2 separate regions of the Homo sapiens genome follow, and region 2 is linked to region 1. Evidence: chromatin loops called from intact Hi-C (ENCODE). Cell type or tissue: K562. All regions are shown on one strand. Each heading gives the region's core, and the rest is flanking DNA. Links, peaks and the distances in the headings are about the cores only.

Region 1 (11,204 bases), core at 2,578-6,577:
TACACTCCTGCCTGCTGGCCAGGCAAGAAAGCAAAGCCCACCCACACAGACGTGTGCCAAAAATGCAATGCGGGAAGTTGCTGTGGGCCCAGGGGAGGCTGCAGTGTGCGGAGGGAGCCTGAGGGGCAGGTGCGTAGCCATGGGGGCCGCCCTGCTGGAGCCCTCCGCTGATCTGGCAAAGATCGCCAGCGGAGAGGCTATGAGGTGGCAGCCACGGCACCCCAGACTTCCCCTGCAAGCAGTCGCGGCCAGGCTAGGGCCCTGAGAGAGGCCAGTTGCCCAAGAGGTGTTCAGTTCGGATTGCCCCCTCTGAGGGGAAAGACGGCCCTGCAGAGTTCAGGTCTGACAGTTTCTCCAGGGCTAAAGTCTCCTATGGGAGCCAGTCAAGCCTAGGGGTATGACCTCCCTGGCCATGCTCTGCTACAGGCGCTCTCACCCTAAACCCTCTGGGCTCCACATCAGCTGGCTTGCTGCTCCTACCACTTCTATAAGCAGCTCTCTCTCTTAACTCCAGTGTCCATGGTGGTTGAGGGGTCTCCTCTTGCCAGGGTTCCAGAGGCCCACGGTGAGAGCGAGTTGCTCTTTGCCAGTTCAACTCACTCGTTCCTCCAGAGTCGTTGGGGGCCAGAACAAGTCCTGGTGCACATTAGCCCCAAGTAGAGTTCCCAGCTTTCTCCCACTTCAGCCAAGCTTCTGTGTCTTCCCTCCGTTCACTCTCGGTGCCTTCTTCTGAAGATCTGTTAGGAGTGCGCCAGTCATCTTGGATCTTGGCCCCTTGGTGGCAGCTGTCCCACCTGGCTACATCTAGTCAGCCATCTTGCCCTCCCTCCAGTCTTTTAAAATAGGAACTCAAGACTGAACATTTTCATCTATTTCAGGCAAACAAATCTGTAAATTAGTAGGAGTATAATTGTATACATTATGACTTGAGAAAGATTTCGTAATAAATTGCCTGTTTAAGAAGATAATATATGAAAAAGCCTGAGGGTCAATTTTTTCCCCCTCTTTTCCCTTTCTGAACAATAACTAGGTAATTCTATTATTGGCCAAGAACAATGCCTACATGCTCTACCTGTCTAACCCTTATCCAAATCATGAAATGGCTTTGTTCTTCCCTCAACTACCACTCCACAGTGAAGTTAATAAAATATGTCAAGATTTCAATGAATTACCGTTTATTGAGTAGCCACTAAGTGCTAAGCAAGGTATATGTGTAAAGATCACCTTCAGGGTTGTAGCTGATTGAATCCTTGCTCTTAAGGAGACCTATTGAAGACATGGGTTAGTAAACCAATTAAAAAAGAAGTGATTCCAGCATTTCACTATTCTGATTAGACAATATTTTCCTAGAACACTCCTAGAAACATAATAAATTTATTCTTCTTCAAGGTTAAATATTTTTCAAACTACCTTTACATTTTTAGTCTCTACTGACATACTTTGTGTTCCATTAGTGAGTCCAGAAGAAATGTTTGAAATGTAATTTTCTCACTGGGGCCACTTACTTCCAAATTTATTGTTACATCTTATCACGTCCTCCAAAATAGAACCAGCTTACTGGCAGACATCACCAGTGAAATTCACCATTTCTTGCCAATAATCATTGAAATTCTTTGAACATATGATTTCTCCAAAGTAATATCTTTTTGGCCGTAGTGTTCAAGTCACTTTGAAAATGTCTGTTTTTCGAGTTTTAGCATATTGATGTTATGTCTAAATAAGGTGACAAAAGTTAATTGATTTGCCCAGGGCCACACCGTGAGCTTAGGTAGGAACTAAGATTAGAAACCTAGTTTCTTAACTCCCAGTTTAAGGTAGGGTATACAAAAAAGAAAAAAGAAGAAGAAGAAGAAATCACACATAAATATAGTTTAGGAGTGGTGCATGACTTACAGAGCTATCTCAATCACTCCAGGACACAACTCTAGGAAAGCTCACCAATGCAATTGCTTTCTGTTTTTCACTTTAGCACCTCACAGTAGAAATTCTCACAGCTACTTCTTATCTGTAAAGCCTCAGACTTTGTTCTTTCCAAGAAAGTAGTGCCATATTGAAAAAAAATCTAAAAGGGAAATATACCGTTTGTACATACAGAATATTCTGGAATAAAAACCCTTCTGCTATAAACTCACAATAATTATTTCAATAGTGCCTTTGTTAAGAAAAGTCCAAACGTGGGTGGAGTGATTTGAATAATAGAACCTCAAGATTATTTTGGGTTCCAGTTGAATCTGGAGGTCTCACACTTCTCCAAACAGATCCAATCAATGCTTCAATGGAGCCATAAAATTAATATACTTTCTTTGAGTCTTTCAGGTGAGGATACCCCATGGCATAATCCACTTTCTCAGACTTACCCTTTATGTTCTCTTCCTCTGCATAATCTTAAACCACAAGCCTACAGATAAAACAAATTTGAACAATGTATGCAGGTGAGGGAGTAGCTGACTTCTATCATTTCTTCCTTTTAGAAAAAATCCTGGCAATCTAGGGAATCCATTCTGGTTAATCTGGCTCCAGTGTGTTTAGAAAGTGCTAGGTTTAAGGATCTAACTTTTAGGAACTTGATAAAATTGGTTCTTAATTTTAATATCTTTAAAATGAGGATATTGAGTTAATAAATTCTGAAGTCTATTTGAACTCTAAATTCCAAATTTTTACATACCTCTGGAATAGCATCTAGAATCACAGAATATTTGAGGTGGTAGGGGGTTTGGAGAATATCTGGCCCAATAGTTTTCAAACTGTGATCTAAAGAAATCCCTCACAGGGCAGAGTAATTTTTTGAAGAAGTGAAATTTTAAGTAAACTGGTTTCTACATCTTCCAACCTATGGAATCTTCCCAATATGGAACTCTTGATTTCATCAGTTTTATAGAATATGCTTCCTTACCTTAAAATATAAAGGCTTGAAAGAATTAATCTAATCAAACATCTTACTTACAGATGAGAAAATTAAATCCCAGAAAATCAAGGTAGCTCGCCTAAGATCCCACAGCTACATGATGGCAGAACATGAACATTAGATCAAAATTGACAACGCTTGTTTTTCTTAGCATTTTGTTTAAAGCAATTTTAATCTTATTGGGTCAGCTCACTGAACTCACAGCTAGTGTTTCTTCCCACTGTGTCATTGTCTAGTGCTGGAAAATCCCAGAAAGCAAAGGACTAGAAAGAAGTCTGTAAATTTCTGAGTGTGAGCTCATAACTCAGACAGATGAAATGAAAGATTTATTATTCTAAATTCTAAAAATTCATCCCAACAAAATTTCTCAACAACTCGTTTCAGTTAAAGATATTTTTAACAAGTAATTAACAAATACCACCAGAGTGGTTTAGAGCTCATTTATCTCCTACTACAAATGTGAACTTTAAAGAAAAAATGTTAGGAAACTAAAAACCAAACTACATTGAGTTGATTATTCTTTTCCTTCCATCATAGGAGGTCTTGTGAAGATTGTACCTGACTTTGAGAATGACGAATATTGTACCCAAAATATTTTATCACATGTCTAAGGGTCAAGAAAAAAAGTAAAGTTCAAGTTTGGTGTTTTGTTTGTGAGTGGAAAATACATATAATGGACTTCCTCAACAAAAAAAAATCCCCTGTAATTTAACATTTTAAAAAAGACTTAACCATTATTTCTACTTAATTCAGGAAGATTCTTAAATTTTGTTTCAGAATATTCACATACATGTGCACACAGCAGTCTTTGAAATCTCTTAAAGCCTTGGGCAGATGAAACTAATATTTTACACAAATATCGATTGCCTTTACTGCTCTTTTTTTATATATTTTTTTTTTACCATTTAAAAATTTTTAAACAAATAGTAAGACATCTGGAGCACTTGTGCTTTTATTAGAGTTCTCACAGTGTACCAGAAAATGTCTGAAGGCTCATAAAATGTATTTAGAAAATATGTCAATATTTTAAGAACAGATATTTTTTGGCCACGCTGTAAATGTATTTTTTATGTTGGAAAGTAATTATAAAATCATTTGAATTCACAAAAATTGGTTTCTCACAGAAAATATTTTAAAACTTTTAAAAAAATGTATGCTTATGATATCCAGTGTTGCCAAATAAGCTTTTATTCTTGGGCTTAGCTTTGGCAAATTCTCTTGATAGGACTCTTGTTCCCTAGACGACTAGCTAATGAAAAAACAGAGAGAGAGAGAGAGAGAGAGAGAGAGAGAGAGAGAGAGGTTTACATGAGACAGAAGAGGACAGCTTGGGAAATAAACTTCCTTTTCTCACTTATTCAGCAGTTATTCCTCCGGGATGGAAGCATCTGGCCTAAATGATTAAAGCTGCTGCTACCTGCCCAGAGGCAGTTTATAATCCAATTTCTAGTCTAAATTCAAGAATTTCACCACTGTGGATAAGCATACACTATCCCAGTGTGAAGAATCAGTTTCCTTGAGAAAAGACTTCGCTCTGAAGTTTTATAACATCCCAGTGCTTGCCTTAGGAGTTTAAAGAAAGTCTCTGTGCACTCTGGGGGCCTGTGAGCTAGCATGGAATTGTTATGTCTTACAGTCCTTGCACTGTGCTGAGTCGGCTGAACCAGCAGTCTAAGAAAATATGTCGCTGTAAATCCAATGGATGTATTCCTTAAAAGTCAAATGCACTATGCAGCTGCACCCTTACATGCACTAAATATGTACAAAGTGATGCCCCTTGGCTTGGTATCAAGTGTTGGGTTGCAAGTGGATAAACTTGTCGAGACAAACTGCAAAAAATATCTTTGTGAGATGGTAACCCACTGCAGCAGGCTCAGTGCAGGAGAAAATGTGCCTGAAGAAGGCAGATCTGGCTGTAGGAGGCACTTCCTGAGAATTCCTGCTATATCTGATGAGAATGGGAGGGGGTGGGGAAGCTTTCCAAGAAACCATGAGTAATTTTCTTAACATTTTAAGCAGATGAATATTTAAAGAAGAAAAAAAAGTCTAATGTAGGTCAGACTGACAAATGAGAAAGACGATGGACTGACATTTCCTGGAAATCTAGTCAATTAGAAAAATAAAAATAGTTATCAGTCTCTCACTTATATAAGAATTACCATCATAATTTAATAGAAAATTTTAAGCAATAAGTTTTATTTCAAGTATTTGTTTAAAAGTATCCTTAAAGAAAGGAATTGCTCTGTTTATATCTGAATGTTAAACATGACCTTTACATTTTTTTTTTCTCACACACAATTCTTCCTGAGTCATCAAAGTCTAGGAAATAATTGAAAGACATTTCTCTTTCTGGAATTTTTTAATGCTTTTCTTCTGGTTCTTGTGTAACTTTAAGGGTTTGAATTAAAATTTCAGAATTGGCTTCAATTCTCTTGTTAAAGAAGAATGTATCTCTGATTTGGGAGGAAAAAAAATATCTACTTAAAATAAAACAAAAATGTCCTGGGCAATTGAATCACATGTGTTCCTATTATGTCAATCTTAATCCCTCCCACTGTATGGGCTCATCAAATTCTCAACTTTTCCAGAAAATATCCTGAAAAAATATTGCTATTAAGAAGAAAGAGAAAGTAAAATAAATATGCTCAAAATTCCTCAGAAAATCTTCCACCATCTTAGCCATCCTTACTTCTTCTAAAAAATATTTCCTGTTTGACGTTTTTTCCCAGGTTTCTCATTACTCAAGGGGCACGAGCACTCTTTTTTGGGTGTTTCTCTTCATACTTCCATTAGAATATTTACCATATTCTAGGGCAATCCACTCTGTAGTATCACTGAACTGTTTTAGATGATGTATGTTAGAATAGAGAAAAATGAATACAACTTCACTTTCTGTCATGTGGCTTATGAAATTGCAAGAAATTAAAACCAAGGACAGATAATACAGACCTGCCAGGTAAAAAGTTAAATAGATTTAAACATAAATCCAGTTACAGAAACAAAATTACAGTTTGGCAAATAGAGTGAAATAATCTCCCTTAACCTCTTCACCAACCTAACCAGTTAACTATAATACTTTGTATGAATATAATTCTGCATTTTTGCACATGCATATTTTCTAAAGCTATAATCATTTTGTGTGCATATTTGAAGTATTTAATTTTAATTTATTCCATTGGAAAAAAGATGTATTGCAATCTATTTTACCAGTTTTCTATTTTCAGACATCTGGGTTGTTTCCAAATTTAGATTTTCTAGGATGAAATCTTGCTGTGGTCTTCAGGCTTATAAGGATACTTACAAGTAGGATTATTCAGCCAGGGAGCATATTTATTTGCACATCTCTTAAAATCCGTTGCCAAATTGCTTCCCAAAGGGTTATGCTTGTCTATAGCTAACGATCTAAGGGAGTACACTTTAGTTGGTATCAAAAGCTTTGTTTTGACCTTAGAGGTAATCAAACAACAATACAATGAACATAATTCTTTAACACTGGTTATTCATACTTGGTATAACTACAAGGCTTTTGTGTTTTGAAACATTTAGACCACCATTTTTTTAAGTATCATGATGATAATTTTACTCATTCATTCATTCATCCATTTTTACATTCATTTATTTATTCAAAAGCTATGTATTGAGACCTGCAGAAAGGCATGATACTAAATGTAGTGAAAATACAGTATTGTAAATACAGTGGAAATATAGGGAGATAAAGTATTAGGGATAGAGTAGTGAATAAGAAAGATCTAGATCAAACTCTGTTCAGATTTCAGTGAGGGACACAAAAATTAAACACATTGTTACACAGTTAATTATTTCAGTTTGTTATATAAACTATGAAGCTAATTATGTATTAGATATACTGAAAGATAAAACATGATAGCCTTAAATTGGTATAGATGAACAGTACAGTTTCTCTGAGGAAGTTATAGCTAAAATTAATGCAAAAGAATGATGAAGAATGTGCCAAGTTAAGAGCAAATGGATGGGAGAAAAAGCTTTAAATTGAGTCATTATTCCAGTGCAAGAAGAACTCAGACAGCTAAACAACCAAAAGTTAGTCCTGAAGAATGAAGCACTAGTGAGAAAGTGGGAGATTTTTAGGATATGCGGCCTAAGAGATAAACAAGGAAAAGGTCATATAAGACTTTAGGACCAGGGTAAGGACTGTTAGTTTTATAAAAGTCCAATAGAATTTAATCTAAGAGTCATGGGGAGATATATAAAAGTGTTAAGTGGTGGAGTGATAAGATTAGATTAGTCTTTTTAAAATAAACAATTATTCTAATAACTATCTGGAGAATAGACTGGAAGCAGGTAAATAGGTAAACATATATCATTTAGGAGACTTTTGAAGGAAACCAGGATGAGATGTGTTGGTAGCTTGTGTTAGGGAAGATATACATTGGAAGATTCTTAACAAGCTTAGGTGATTGAGCAGATATTAAGAAGAAAGAGGCCACAAAGCTGGTGCCCAGGTTTCTGACATGAGAAAGTGGGCAAGCACTGGTGCTATTCATTGAAGAGGGAATCAAAAGTGAAAATCTTGAGAGTACCTTTATACCATTTAATTGGAGTAGATTTGTTAAATTAATAGTTGCATATACTTGTTAGAAGCTCAGAAGAGGAGTCTTGGTTGAAGATGTAAATATATCATCATGAATGAAGCCATAAGTGGCTGAGAGCATCTGGGAGGGAAATGTGGAGAGACACAAGAAAGGTGATAATATAGAGTCCTGAAGAATTCAAATACTTGCTCATCGGGTTTAAGAGGAAGGTCTTCCAAAAGAGATTGAGAAGGAAGCAAAGGAGGTAGAAGCAAAACAGAGAGTGCTTCCCAGAATCAAAAGGATAAGGCCTTTTAAACCAAAATTGTGGCAAATACTGACAAGTTGGCAAGTTAAAAGAAGGAATGAAAATATGAAACCCAGATGACCTTCTAAGAGCAGTTTGGATGGCGTGAGATAGCTGATCAGACTAGGATGGAGTGTATAAATGAGGTAAGAAGGTACAGATGGCAAATATGGGAAACTCTGAGTGATTACTTGAACAGACATTTTTAATGTCCAAATCATAATGATATGAAAAACTAAAGAGTTAACAGAAGATGTATTTTAGAGACTGTTTCAGGTTATGCCACCATTACAGAGGACCTTCATATTTTCTAAGGACTCTATTAAAATATATAAGTTTCTCCATGGCCTTGAGGGCACTGACCTACTCCAAATAGTATTTTTAAATGTCTTGTTTATGATATTGCAAGCTCAAGGAAATGTGACACCAGTAAATTTTGCCTGGAGGAAAAGGTGGAAAGGCTTGGAATATCAGGAAATGCTAAGAGTTATTTATAAGATTTCCTCAGGGACAGACTAATGTGCCCTATTACAAGATGAGGGCAGCCACTTATATATGCAATATACATTACATGTAATGCGTTTACCCATTTCTAGATAGGTAACATGGAAGGGCTAACTTAGGCAGGTCAACCACACAAGGGTTCAATATTCTCACTTATTTTCCTGGTATTTTATCCTGTACATTACTTTACTAAAAATGCCATTTCTAGAGCAAATACTGAATATTAAACTCGCAGGTTACAACTACATTGAAGTATTCAATTGTTTAATATATTAATCACTTATTTAGATTTATTTCCAATTTATCACTTGAGATATGCTTTGACCCAGGTAAAAGAGTATTTAACTTTCTGGGCTCACCAAGGACGCCAAGCACTTCACTAATATTCCTGTGCACATCCTCCCTTCTTTAGGATGATTTTAACTAGCAAGCCTATGCTCTCATCTCTAGAAATGCTTCTTAACCCTTATCTCTCTTTCCTGGACCTCCTTCTCTTCGCTGGGACAAATGCCTTTTAGCGGCCCATTTGCAAGGATTTTCTGGCTCAGCTGCTTTTGAGCAGCCAGTGTTTGTCTTTCAAGATACCCCAGCAGCCCTTCCATCTCTATCGATCCCATTTGTTTTCTATTCCATTTCCTCTAAGCTCCCCTTTATTCATCAACCCTAATTTCTCCCCTACCACTTCCACTCCCTAACCTTAGTTGATCTAGGCTTCCCAAGAGAAAACTGCCCTGTAGGTCATTTGGCATGATGGTTCCCTTCTCTGTGAAATGGTTATAGTCAGAATAGTATTTCTAAGCCTATTTTACAATGGATGGCTTTTACGTTCCATATAAAGTGATGAAAAGGTGGCAACACAATCTAAAATGTGTATCTAAGTAAAGCACTTTTCACTGTAGAAAGCAACCGAATTTTCCAAGACTAGAGCCAACACAAACTATAGATATTTGTCCTTTGACATTTTACTTTCTAATTCCAGATTATCAGAGTAAAGGAATCATTTTTATATCTCACCAGTCCCTTTTTAGGGAAAATGACAGGCACAGGGTATATTCAGAATTAAAATGTAAATGTTAAGATATTACGTCACATTTAAAACTATTTATGAGTAAAAAAAAATACATTTTTATGTGGTGAACCACTTCACTAGAACTGTATAATTCTACATTATTTGCTCTCTCTTTCTTTTTTAAAGGAAGCCAATCTTCTCTAGAAAAAACATTTTCCTTGTGCCGATTGGATTTAGAATGCCAACAAAGTTTTGTTTCTTTTCTTTAAAGCATATTTATTTTTAGACCTTTCAATTCACTATTGCAAACAGATGTGCTCTTTTTCTTTCTCTCCATGGAAGCAAATAAATAACCAAGATTGCAATTCCCTTTAAAAACTTTTATAAGAAGAAAGAGAAAAACAATAGGAGTTTTATTTCAGAATGCTGTTCTGTGCCAAACATCCAATCTGTAAAACATTTTGGCCTGTTGGGGAAAGATATCTCATGTGTGGGGCATCAATCTGTTCTTCTGAAATGCAATTCCAGTTCACAGAGCTTTGATCTGAGTGATAAACACAATTTTCTGAAGCTGCTTATTAAAAGACAGAAATATTGACAGTCTAAATCCTAACACCTGAAACAAAGTTTCATGCAAACAAAAAACTAATAACTAATATTTTTAGAGCCTCACAATGTGTCAGATTCTGAGTAAATTATAACATCCACATCATCTCAGTTACTACTTATTTTTGGAGATCAATGCCAATATTACCTGCATTTTACAGATGATAAAATGAAGCAAATGGTTACATATTTTGTACAAATTATTTGGCTAATTAGAATCACAACTTCATATAGGATTAAGGTTTTGCCACTCAGCACAGACGTCTTTCCTCTAAAATGAGCTACCTCCCTCAACCAAAGCACACATTGGATAGGAGAGACGAGACCTAACTGTGAGTCAAATTAGACTCCAGCAATAAATTTTCTTTTAGGATCAGCTGGGGAATCAGATAGAGGCAGAGAAAAATTGGAATCCATCTACTGCATCTGCAGCTGTTCAGGCACTACATTATATACTTACCCAGAGAAAGTTTTTCTGCTGAACAGAAACAGTGGTAAAACAGACATCTACTTGGCATCCATTCAATAGCCATGTATTACATATAAAGAGAAGTCTTGTCACCTAGGTTAAACAGCATTAAAGGGTTTATAGTCCAACAACTCCTTCGGGTTGGCTTAAGTCTATGAAAGGTCATTCTTTAATTTTTAGGCAATACGTACGTATTACCTCACATTTAAATCAGGCCTTTCTAAGAGCACTGAGCACTTTTACACACATTATTTCATGTATCATCTCAACATCTGTATGGAACAAGGAAACAAACTTCACTTTTATAAGCCTCACTTAATGCTAGTCAATAGATTTGCATTTTCACATTTCTACTTAATTTTTCATGCACCTTCCTAGAAACTAAAATAAGAATTCCTAGATCCTGGTTCTGGCTTTTTCACTAACCAGCTTGGTCCCCTGGGGGCAGCCTCTTAGCTTCCCGGAGCTAGAGTTCAGTTTGGTATTTCATGTAGGTATCAGGCTAGGTAAGTTCCAAGTTCCCTTCCAGCTCTGCCATTCTAGGATTCTATGCTAATAGAACATCTGTAGTATTTTGTGGAAAAATTATCTTCAAGTCTAAGGAAATTTGGGGCTATATTGGCCTCTTGAGTTATTGCAATAGCCATTTGCATTGCTTTAGCAACCAGACTTTATCACAACTCAAGGTTCCCAGAGGGTGTTGAGAGGACTGCAGCTTAGGTAGTAAAAGCTGGAAAAGAGGGAAGGAAAAATGAATGAAACTAGAAAAAGAAAGGGAGAATTATTAGGGGGAGAAGGAGAGGAAAGGGAGAGTGAGAAATAGTAAAAGCCAGAGTAGGAGATGGGGAAGAGGA
Region 2 (11,204 bases), core at 2,401-6,400, 130 kb after region 1:
AATTTGCTAAAAATAATAACGATTCCTCCCTCATATCTCTGGAAGGGCTTTATTACACACTCATTAAATTGTGCTTAGGTAGCATAATTATATAGAGTTCAGCATATTTCAGTTTATCAACAGAGTGAGTCACTTGGGAACTGTATAGACAATGTGGGATAGGGCAAGATTGCTGGGAAGACAGAATTTACTTCTATTTCCAGTTTAGGTGGTGGGTTGTTTTTGGTTTCGTTTTTGTTTTTTATCTTGGGCATGTCACTGATTCCTCTGGTCTGTTTCTCTGTCTTTGAATTGATAATTTGATTTCCCCCTTCGTGGTTCTTAAGAATATTGTGAGCAAGCATTAATGAAGCGGATGCACTCTGAGTTCCTCAGATAAGACTACGTAAGTCCAAAACCTTATGACTGAGTCATGTGAGGGTTTAGGCTTCAAGATTCCATTTGGTGTACATATTTAAAGGAAAATAACCTATTTTAGCAGTTGGGAATCTACTGCTTTTAAGATCTCTTGGGTAAGTTATAACATTTACTTCAAACCTATCCCATGTATAGCTTTTCATTTCTCTTTTAAATCCCTATTGTTCTTTTCTTGGTAGAGAAAGCATACATCTCATCTTTATCTTTGACAAACTTATTCAGTAAATGCAATTCCCCAATATGTTGATCACAATTATAGAATTTCTATGAAATTCTTAGATTTGATAAAGTTTCTAGAGAACTTTAGCTCAAGCTAAAATGTGTATGATCATTGTGCTATGCACATAACAAATCCTTGATAAGTAACAGTTAAGTCTGGATTAAGTTGAGGACTTTTTTAAACAATAATTTTATTAGGAAGTTATTATTAATGAAGTTATATTTTGGTAAAATGCCACTAGTCCACCTGATTTATGATATCTAGGCATTCCAGCATCTATGACAGGATTTTATTTCATAAGACTCCATCTCCACCCCTACAACCCAGGAGGCAGACTATAAAATAATCATCATTTTCCACCTCATCCTGTCCATCTGGATGTCAGATGGAAGCAAAGAGATCCATAACCCTTTGAAATAAGTGAGGTGGCCTGGGTAGCATTTCTTAATGCAACCTATGAAACCAGGTTTTAATATCCACATCTTTGAACTATTACTAAGTGGATACTGGAGGCCACATTTTCCTCCACAGTCACTCTATTACCACATCTTCTAATTCATTATTCTTTAAGTACTTCAAGATAGTTATAATAGAATTAAATTTTATGTAATGCTCTTCATCATCCAACAAAGTACATTGCCGAATCATCTTTAAGCCTTCGACCTTTTCCCGATGAAAACACTTCCCTTGCCTGTACTTTCACTCTGAATCGTCAGCCTATGTCAACCTTTGCTCTCAATCTGAATTTTTATTCTTGGAATGCCTGCCCAAGACAAAGGAAGAAAAGGAAAATGAAGAAAATGGTAAAACAAAATGGAACATTAAGCAAAGGCAGCATAGCTCCAAGAAAATCCTTAGAAGAATATAAAGCAATTTGTCAGTTCTTAAAATTAAAAGCTAACTATCAAATATCATCCCAGAATATTAATGTCTTGAGAAAAGCTTGACATAACTCCTGGATAGGTATTTTGGAGTCAGCAACATAGTTTCAGTCCTCCGTACTCCAAATTCATCACAGGATTTCACTTCTTGATTATTTATGGTTGTTTTGGACCATGTAACTAGTCTGGCAAATGAGGTGTGAGTAAAACTGAAGTATGTCACTTCTGGGCTATAGTGAGACTCTCCAGAGCAGTCTTTTCCCTCTGCTAGAAAAGGCAATACTCATTATGTTGGCTGTCCAATTAGCCAGTATACCTGAGAATGCATGATAAGTACCTGGCAATGTGCAATTGTTAAGGAACACGGGTAAGAAATCAACCTTTATTCTTTTAAGGCACTGAGATTTGAAGTTGTGTTTTATGGCAGCATAACCCACACTATTCTGACATTACAGATACTCACCTTTGTTAAGAATAATAAAAGGAAAGTTCTCAGCAAGTACTTTTTAATGCTTTGAGAAACTTTCAATTTGCATTTACTCTAGTTCTTAGAACTTTATCTGACATAAAATAAACAGATGGCTTAGACTCATACAATAATGCTCATTAAATTTGTGGGGATAATATGAATTATTCTCATGTAGTTATTTATTGAATATTTTATGGTATTCAATAGATTTATTCAGTAGCTTCATCTATTTTCAGAACATAAGTCAGTTTTAGCTTAAAAATTTCTACTTACATAATGAAATGGGTTCACTTATTCCCAGGTGGCTGATTTGTCTCATGTAATATGATGTTACACAAGGGTTCACCATTCTTCCCTGTTAATGACTTATTTGGCACACTACAATGTAAGAAGCCAGGCAAAAACTTCAGTGAGGAGAAATCTTGAGTCTCCACCATTATCCCCACTTTGTTTATGAGCTCAATGGTCACGAACTGGGAGAGTTGAAGAAAGAAACAGACATCCACAGCGTGATCATGTGATCTACCTGACTAAGAGTCTGCTCAGAAGAGGATATCATTAGATGACCATTTACACGAAAAGCAAATAATCTCTCATTCCGGCATTATTTCAAGAGATCCATTCATGAGTCTTCTCCCAAAATCTTTTTGTCACCAAGATTATAACTGACTCTGAGTTCCTGTCCATGTGGCCTAAGAAATTCCCTGTTCATAAATTATGATAGACCTGTATTTCTGACAATTTCTCCAGTTGCAAAGTCTTCCACTTTGACCTTTCTAACATAGATAAATTTTTATCCTTTCTGTTAATACAGATCAAGTAGGGAATTAATGAAGTGTTCATCTATTTCAGTTCTAGAAATGTAATGATCAATTAGTTATTGCCAAAAATAACTGCAGATCAAAGTACTTCTATTACCACTTTGGCTCTGCTGCCTGTTAGAGTAACTATTATAATCTTCTCCCTTTTCATTAAGTGCTGCTACTTTGCCTCTGTTACGAAGGGATTCTATAACCCCATTGAAATCAGACAGTCTGTTTCAGTGTCATTATTTCTCTTCTTTATCCTTGGTCTACAGAGAACAGGCACTACAGGGTTTCTACTAACGTATTTATCTATACTAATTTATTTATCAGTTCTGTGGGGAAGGGACTATAAACTAGGACCTTTCAGAAACAGAACTACAGGGTGACTGAGTCGATTGCCTCTCAGAGATAATTTACTTCAGCCATCCTATTTCCCCAAGTTTCTACATTATACTAAGGAAATTCTGACATCTCTATTTCTTTTCTTTTTTTAATAAATTTTTTAATAATTTCAGCTTTGATTTTAGAATCAGGGAGTACATATACAGATTTGTTACATGGACATATTGTGTGATGCTGAGGTCTGGGGTACAAATGATCCCACCCAAGGACTGATCATAGTACCCAGTAGTTTACTTTTCAATCTGTGACCCTTCCTTCCCTCCCTCCTCTAGTAGTTTCCAGTGTCTACTGTTGCCATCTTTATGTCCATGAGTGCCCAATGTTTAGCTCCCACTTGTAAATAAGAACTTGCAGTATTTGGTTTTCTCTTCCTGCATTAATTTTGTTTAGATGATGACCTCCAACCACATCCACGATGCTATAAAGGACTTGATTTTGTTCTTTTTTATGGTTGTCTAGTATTCCATGTTATATATGTACCCCATTTTCTTTATCCAATCCACTGTTGATAGAGACCTATGTGTATTCCATGTCTTTGCTATTGTGACAAGTGCTACAATGAACAGACGAGTGCACTGGTATCTCAGTTTCATTCATCGTAGGCCAATACGGAGCCGAAGTTTTAATCAATCCACTGAGAAAACATTTAGCAGCACTCTTATTTTCTCAAACTAGAACTCTAAATCAAGAATTTTGAGTTAAATAAGCTCTAGCTGTATACGCCCATATTAACAATAACAAGCAAAAAGCCTATCCAAATATGATATCCTTCCCATCATTGTCTATAATCTCAGAGGCCATTTTCATAAATTCTCCAGATTTTTTCTTGCTATATTAGCAAAATGTTGTAATTATTTTTGGTATGGAACCTGGTTTATTTTGTAAATGACTCCCTAGGTTATATTGAAACCTGACATAATTTATAGGCCTTGAGGTAAAAAATGGAAGTAGACATATTGAAATGAGAAGAATTTGAATTCTCTTGCAAGATAATTGTTTCAAGTGAGGAATTTACTGGATGCAAAAAAACTAGACACATGAGTGAGAAGGAGAGGTTTCTTCTGCTGGCATAGGAGGTAGATTGACAGGAGATTCAGGGAATTCATATTTGTCCAATTAACCAAAACCATTGATTAACTTTCCAGATCCTTCTCATTTTCAAGAAGTAAATTAATTTTTACTCAAGAGAAGTAATGTAGTTATGAATGTGATCTGCAGTATAATTCAACTACCCTGGTACAGTAAGTGTGATGAATGTGGGGACTGATTCCAAAAAAAAAAAAAAAAAAAAAAAAAGACAATGAGGTGACAGTAGCACACTGTGAGCTTAAGATAAGCATTATCTGGGCAACACTTTAACAGGTTTTGGGGTAGAGAGAAAGACCTCAGAGCATAAGAATATCCAAGAGATACAGCACAGGGACCACTGTTCATAGTGAGACAAGGGCAAGAGAACTCCCAGGAGAAAGAGAGAGATCAGATAGGAGGCTTGTGTTTTAGGCAATGTTCAGCAGTCCTACAGTAAATCTCTGGGGAGTCCAACACTTCCAAAGGTTAGAATTGGAGTCTTTTATATCTATAGAGTTTATCTTATCTCTGCCTAGTAAGTGTTTGGTACATTTTCATCGAATATGGAAAGCCAAGAGGCTCTAAATGGCTAAAACTCTGCACATTGGGGGTATGTTTAAAACAACTGGATATATATGAGTTAGAGTTTAGTGGTGTCAAACTTTTGAGTTAACAGACTTCAGCCTGTTATAAAGAAGTAAACAACATATGGCCAATATACAGAGGCCATCTTGGGCTCCTTTATATAAAACCTAGAAATCAGAAATTTAGACTTCTGAATTCGGACTTCTTCAACTCTGCTGATATAAGAGATAAGACATCATCTTAAGGCAATCATAGAAATATCTGGGTTCCCTGGTCATATTTTGATGCATTCAAAGCTCTGCAGTACAGTCTGAAGTAGCCATTCCACCCACACAGTCTTTTTATGCTTGAACTACCGTTAATGGACTATCACAGCAGTCACTCAGTTTAGACAGCTTTGTCTTTAATAGGACTTCATTCTAGCATTATCACAAGACATAATTTAAATGTTTTACCACTGGTTGTCATGGAAACAAATCCTATCTGTTAATGATAATTAGACCTTGCCACATAGTCAACCAAATATTAAGATTTCTTTGAATATTGATTACCGGCAACCACTTGATGAAGCAATTATTGTGTAACTCAAATTTCACCTGTAGGTAGACAACAGAATTCTGCTAAAGTCTGAATGTTTGTGTCCCCTAAAATTTATATGTTGAAGTCATACCCCCAAGTTGATGGTATTAACAGGTAGGGCCTTTCAGAGGTAATTTGGTCATGATGATGGATGGTGCTCTCATTAATGGGGTTAGTGCCCTTATAAAGAGATTTTTAAAATCTCATTTGTCACTTCCACCATGTGAGGATGCCATGAGAAGGCACCTTCTGTGAACCAAAAAGTGGGCTCTCACCACATCCTGAATTAGCTAACACCTTGATCTTGGACTTCTCAGCCTCCGTAAATGTTAGAAATAAATTTCTGTTATTTATAAGCTAACCAGTTTCTGTTTTTTGTTTGCTTGTTTGTTGTTGTTGTTGTTGTTGTTGTTGTTGTTATAGCACCAGAAATGAACTACTAAAAATTCATTCTAGTTAGTTCAAGCAGATAAGAGCTAACAGAGGAAAATAGATGAATAAGAAATTGTAGGAGAGGGCAAAGCAAGATAGCCACATAGAACACTTGACCTATCTATCATCCCTCCCACAGGAACACCAATTTAACAACTATCTACACAAAAAAGCACCTTCATAAGAACCAAAGATCAAGTGAGCAATCACAGTACCTTGTTTTAACTTCATATCAGTGAAGGAGGCACTGAGGAGGGCAGGAAAGACAGTCTTGAATTACAGATGGCACACTTCCTCTATGCCCTGGCAGTGACCACATGGTATATAGACAGAATCTGTGTCCTTGGGGGAGGGACAGCACAGCAACTCTGGGACTTTGCATTCAACTAAGTGCTGCCCTGTCACAGCAGAAAGCAAAACCCAGCTAAAATCAGCTGACACCCACCCATGGAGGAAGCATCTAGACCAGCCCTAGCCAGAGGGTCAGAACTCGAGTTTTGGCAAGTCTTGCCATCACAGGCTGAAGTGCTTTGGGGTCCTCAATAAATTTGAAAAGAAATCTTACAATTCCTAGGCAAGTCCGAGTGCTGTGCTGAACGCAGAGCTGGTGGACATGAAACACCAGCCAGGGCAGCTAAGAAAGTGCTTGCATCACCCCTCCTACAACTCCAGACAGCACAAATTGCAGCAACAAAAGTGACTCATTCTTTTGGCTTGAGAAGAGGAGAGGGAAGAATAAAAAGGACTTTGTCTTGCATCTTTGATACCATCTCAACCAGAGTAGGAAAGAGCACTGGGCATAGTTGTAGGGCCCTGATTACAGGCCATAGCTCCCAGATGACACATCTAGACATACCCTGGGCCAGAAGGGAACCCATTGCCTTGAAGGGAAAAACCCAGTCCTGGCAGGATTCACCACCTGCTGACTAAGGAGCCCTTGAGCTCTGAAGAACCAGAAGTAATACCCAAGTACTATGCCGTAGGCCTTGGGTGAGACTCAGATGTGCTGGCTTCAGGTACCAGCTTGGCCTCAGTGGGGTAAAGCACCAAGTGGGTTCCTGGGGTCCCTGATTTCAGGCCTTGGCTCTTGGACAGCATTTCTGGACATGCCCTGGGCCAGAGGGGAGCCCATTGCCATGAACAGTGAGTCCCAGGCCTGGCAGCATTCACCACCAGCTGACTGAAGAGCCCTTAGGCCTTAAAGGAACATCAGCAGTAGACTGGCAGTAACCCCAATGGATCTGTGGTGGTGGTGGACTGGAGAGAGGCCCCTCAGACTGTGGAAAGGGCTGTATCTTGTGGTTTAAGAGGCAGCTCAACCACAGTACAATAGAACACCAGGTAGAATTCTAAAGTTTTTTTTGCTCTAGTCCCTAGCTCCTGGATATCATCTCTGGACCTACCTGGGGCCTAAGGCAACTCACCACCCTAAAGGGAAGAAAACAAGCACGACTGTCCTTACCACCTGCTGACTGAAGAACCCTAGGGCCTTGAGCAAACGTAAGTGGTAGCCAAGTAGTGGTTACACCAGACCATGGGCAACACCCAGTGCTGTGCTGGCTTCAGGTCTGACCCAGTCTCAGTGGTGGTAGACACAGGGTGTAAGTGTCACCGCAACCCCAGCTACATGCAGCTCAGTACAGAAAGAGAGACTCCATTTGCTTGGGAGAAATTAAGGGTAAAAAAACAAGAGTCTCTCTCTGGTAATCCAGAGAAATGTTTTGGATCTCATCCAAGAACACCAAGGTGCTATGTCTACGAGCCTGCAAGAACCACAGCATTACTGGGCTTGGGGTGGTAACCAATGCAGATATAACTCAGATCACAACAACCAAGTCCCTTTGAATAGCAAGAATGCCTTCCTGAGAAGGAGAAGTACAGACAAGCCCAGACTGAAAAGACTACCTTAATTCCCAGAAACGAACAAATATCTATAAGCATCAAGACCGTCCAACAAATCATGACCTCACCACACAGAATAAATAAGGTGCCAGGGACCATTTCTGGAGAAACAGAGATATGTACTCTTTCAGACGGAGAACTCAAAAATAGCTGTTTTGAGGAAACTCAAAGAAATTCAAGATAACACAGGGAAGGAATTTAGAATTCTGTCAGATATATTTAATGAGGAGATTGAAATAATTAAAAAGAATCAAGCAGAAATTCTAGAGTTGAAAATGCAATTGACATACTGAAGAATGCCTCAGAGTGTCTAATTGGCAAAACTGTTGAAGCAGAAGAATTAGAGCTTAAAGACAGGCTATTTGAAAACACAGTCAAAGGAGACAATAGAAAAAAGAACAAAAAGAATGAAGCCCGTCCACAGTATCTATATTTAGTCTCAAATGGGCAAATCTATGAGTTATTGGCCTTAGAGAAGAGGTATAGAAAGAGACAAGGGTAGAAAGTTTATTCAAAGTGAAAGTAACAGAGACCTTCCCAAACCTATGGAAAGATATCAATATTCAAGCACAAGAAGGTTATAGAACACCAAGAAGATTTAACCCAAAGAAGACTACTTCAAGGCGTTTAATAATCAAAACCCAAGGGACCCTTTGTCAGATGAGTAGGTTGCGAAAATTTTCTCCCATTTTGTAGGTTGCCTGTTCACTCTGATGGTAGTTTCTTTTGCTGTGCAGAAGCTCTTTAGTTTAATTAGATCCCATTTGTCAATTTTGGCTTTTGTTGCCCTTGCTTTTGGTGTTTTAGACATGAAGTCCTTGCCCATGCCTATGTCCTGAATGGTAATGCCTAGGTTTTCTTCTAGGGTTTTTATGGTTTTAGGTCTAACGTTTAAGTCTTTAATCCATCTTGAATTGATTTTTGTATAAGGTGTAAGGAAGGGATCCAGTTTCAGCTTTCTACATATGGCTAGCCAGTTTTCCCAGCACCATTTATTAAATAAGGAATCCTTTCCCCATTGCTTGTTTTTCTCAGGTTTGTCAAAGATCAGATAGTTGTAGATATGTGGTGTTATTTCTGAGGGCTCTGTTCTGTTCCATTGATCTATAGCTCTGTTTTGGTACCAGTACCATGCTGTTTTGGTTACTGTAGCCTTGTAGTATAGTTTGAAGTCAGGTAGCATGATGCCTCTGGCTTTGTTCTTTTGGCTTAAAATTGACTTGGCGATGCGGGCTCTTTTTTGGTTCCATATGAACTTTAAAGTAGTTTTTTCCAATTCTGTGAAGAAAGGCATTGGTAGCTTGATGGGGATGGCATTGAATCTGTAAATTACCTTGGGCAGTATGGCCATTTTCACGATATTGATTCTTCCTACCCATGAGCATGGAATATTCTTCCATTTGTTTGTATCCTCTTTTATTTCATTGAGCAGTGGTTTGTAGTTCTCCTTGAAGAGGTCCTTCACATCCCTTGTAAGTTGGATTCCTAGGTATTTTATTCTCTTTGAAGCAATTGTGAATGGGAGTTCAGTCATGATTTGGCTCTCTGTTTGTCTGTTGTTGGTGTATAAGAATGCTTATGATTTTTGTACATTGATTTTGTATCCTGAGACTTTGCTGAAGTTGCTTATCAGCTTAAGGAGATTTTGGGCTGAGACAATGGGGTTTTCTAGATATACAATCATGTCATCTGCAAACAGGGACAATTTGACTTCCTCTTTTCCCAATTGAATACCCTTTATTTCCTTCTCCAGCCTAATTACCCTGGCCAGAACTTCCAACACTATGTTGAATAGGAGTGGTGAGAGAGGTCATCCCTGTCTTGTGCCAGTTTTCAAAGGGAATGCTTCCAGTTTTTGCCCATTCAGTATGATATTGGCTGTGGGTTTGTCATAGATAGCTCTTACTATTTTGAAATATGTCCCATCAATACCTAATTTATTGAGAGTTTTTAGCATGAAGGCGTTGTTGAATTTTGTCAAAGGTCTTTTCTGCATCTATTGAGATAATCATGTGGTTTTTGTCTTTGGTTCTGTTTATATGCTGGATTACATTTATTGATTTGCGTATATTGAACCAGCCTTGCATCCCAGGGATGAAGCCCACTTGATCATGGTGGATAAGCTTTTTGATGTGCTGCTGGATTCGGTTTGCCAGTATTTTATTGAGGATTTTTGCATCAATGTTCATCAAGGATATTGGTCTAAAATTCTCTTTTTTGGTTGTGTCTCTGCCCGGCTCTGGTATCAGGATGATGCTGGCTTCATAAAATGAGTTAGGGAGGATTCCCTCTTTTTCTATTGATTGGAATAGTTTCAGAAGGAATGGTACCAGTTCCTCCTTGTACCTCTGGTAGAATTCAGCTGTGAACTCAAACAAATTTACAAGAAAATAACAAACAACCCCATCAAAAAGTGGGCAAAGGACACGAACAGACACTTCTCAAAAGAAGACATTTATGCAGCCAAAAAACACATGAAAAAACGCTCACCATCACTGGCCATCAGAGAAATGCAAATCAAAACCACAATGAGATACCATCTCACACCAGTTAGAATGGGGATCATTAAAAAGTCAGGAAACAACAAGTGCTGGAGAGGATGTGGAGAAATAGGAACACTTTTACACTGTTGGTGGGACTGTAAACTAGTTCAACCATTGTGGAAGTCAGTGTGGCGATTCCTCAGGGATCTAGAACTAGAAATACCATTTGACCCAGCCATCCCATTACTGGGTATATACCCAAAGGACTATAAATCATGCTGCTTTAAAGACACATGCGCACATATGTTTACTGCGGCATTATTCACAATAGCAAAGACTTGGAACCAACCCAAATGTCCAACAATGATAGACTGGATTAAGAAAATGTGGCACATATACACCATGGAATACTATGCAGCCATAAAAAATGATGAGTTCATGTCCTTTGTAGGGACATGGATGAAATTGGAAATCATCATTCTCAGTAAACTATCGCAGGAACAGAAAACCAAACACCGCATATTCTCACTCATAGGTGGGAATTGAACAATGAGAACACATGGACACAGGAAGGGGAACATCACACTCTGGGGACTGTTGTGGGGTGGGGGGAGTGGGGAGGGATAGCATTGGGAGATATACCTAATGCTAGATGACAAGTTAGTGGGTGCAGCACACCAGCATGGCACACGTACACATATGTAACTAACCTGCACATTGTGCACATGTACCCTAAAACTTAAAGTATAATAATAATAAATAAATAAATAAATAAATAAATAACCCAAGGGACAAGAATAAAGAAAACATTCAAAAGTAGTGAGAGAAAAGAATCAAATAACAAACAATGGAGCTCCAATACTTCTGGCAGCAGACTTTTCAGTGGAAACTTCACAGGCCAGAGTGGCATGAGATATTTAAAGTGCTGAAGAAAAAAACTTTTACCCTAGAATTGTATAT

What was found. Peaks named below come from ENCODE experiments on the same cell type or tissue, not always from the same donor. Only the 100,000 strongest peaks of a DNase experiment are listed, where the experiment ranks them.
Region 2: it touches region 1 in a loop (2.0-fold over the local background); 1 of 110 quality-filtered maps calls a loop at or near these places.

Annotation. Positions count from the first base shown.
Region 1 is chr3:106,124,624-106,135,827 of GRCh38, reverse strand. No RefSeq gene overlaps it. Among named protein-coding and RNA genes, the nearest start is that of CBLB, 260 kb to the right of the region's middle. In K562, for the core only: no CTCF peak of the experiment used is centred there; a DNase peak (open chromatin) is centred at 4,857; H3K4me3 peaks cover 145 bases.
Region 2 is chr3:105,993,427-106,004,630 of GRCh38, reverse strand. LOC124909403 (a long non-coding RNA gene) reads right to left here and starts at 6,159. Exons shown (of 2, transcript XR_007095991.1): 1 at 6,075-6,159; 2 at 1-2,365. In K562, for the core only: no CTCF peak of the experiment used is centred there; a DNase peak (open chromatin) is centred at 4,580.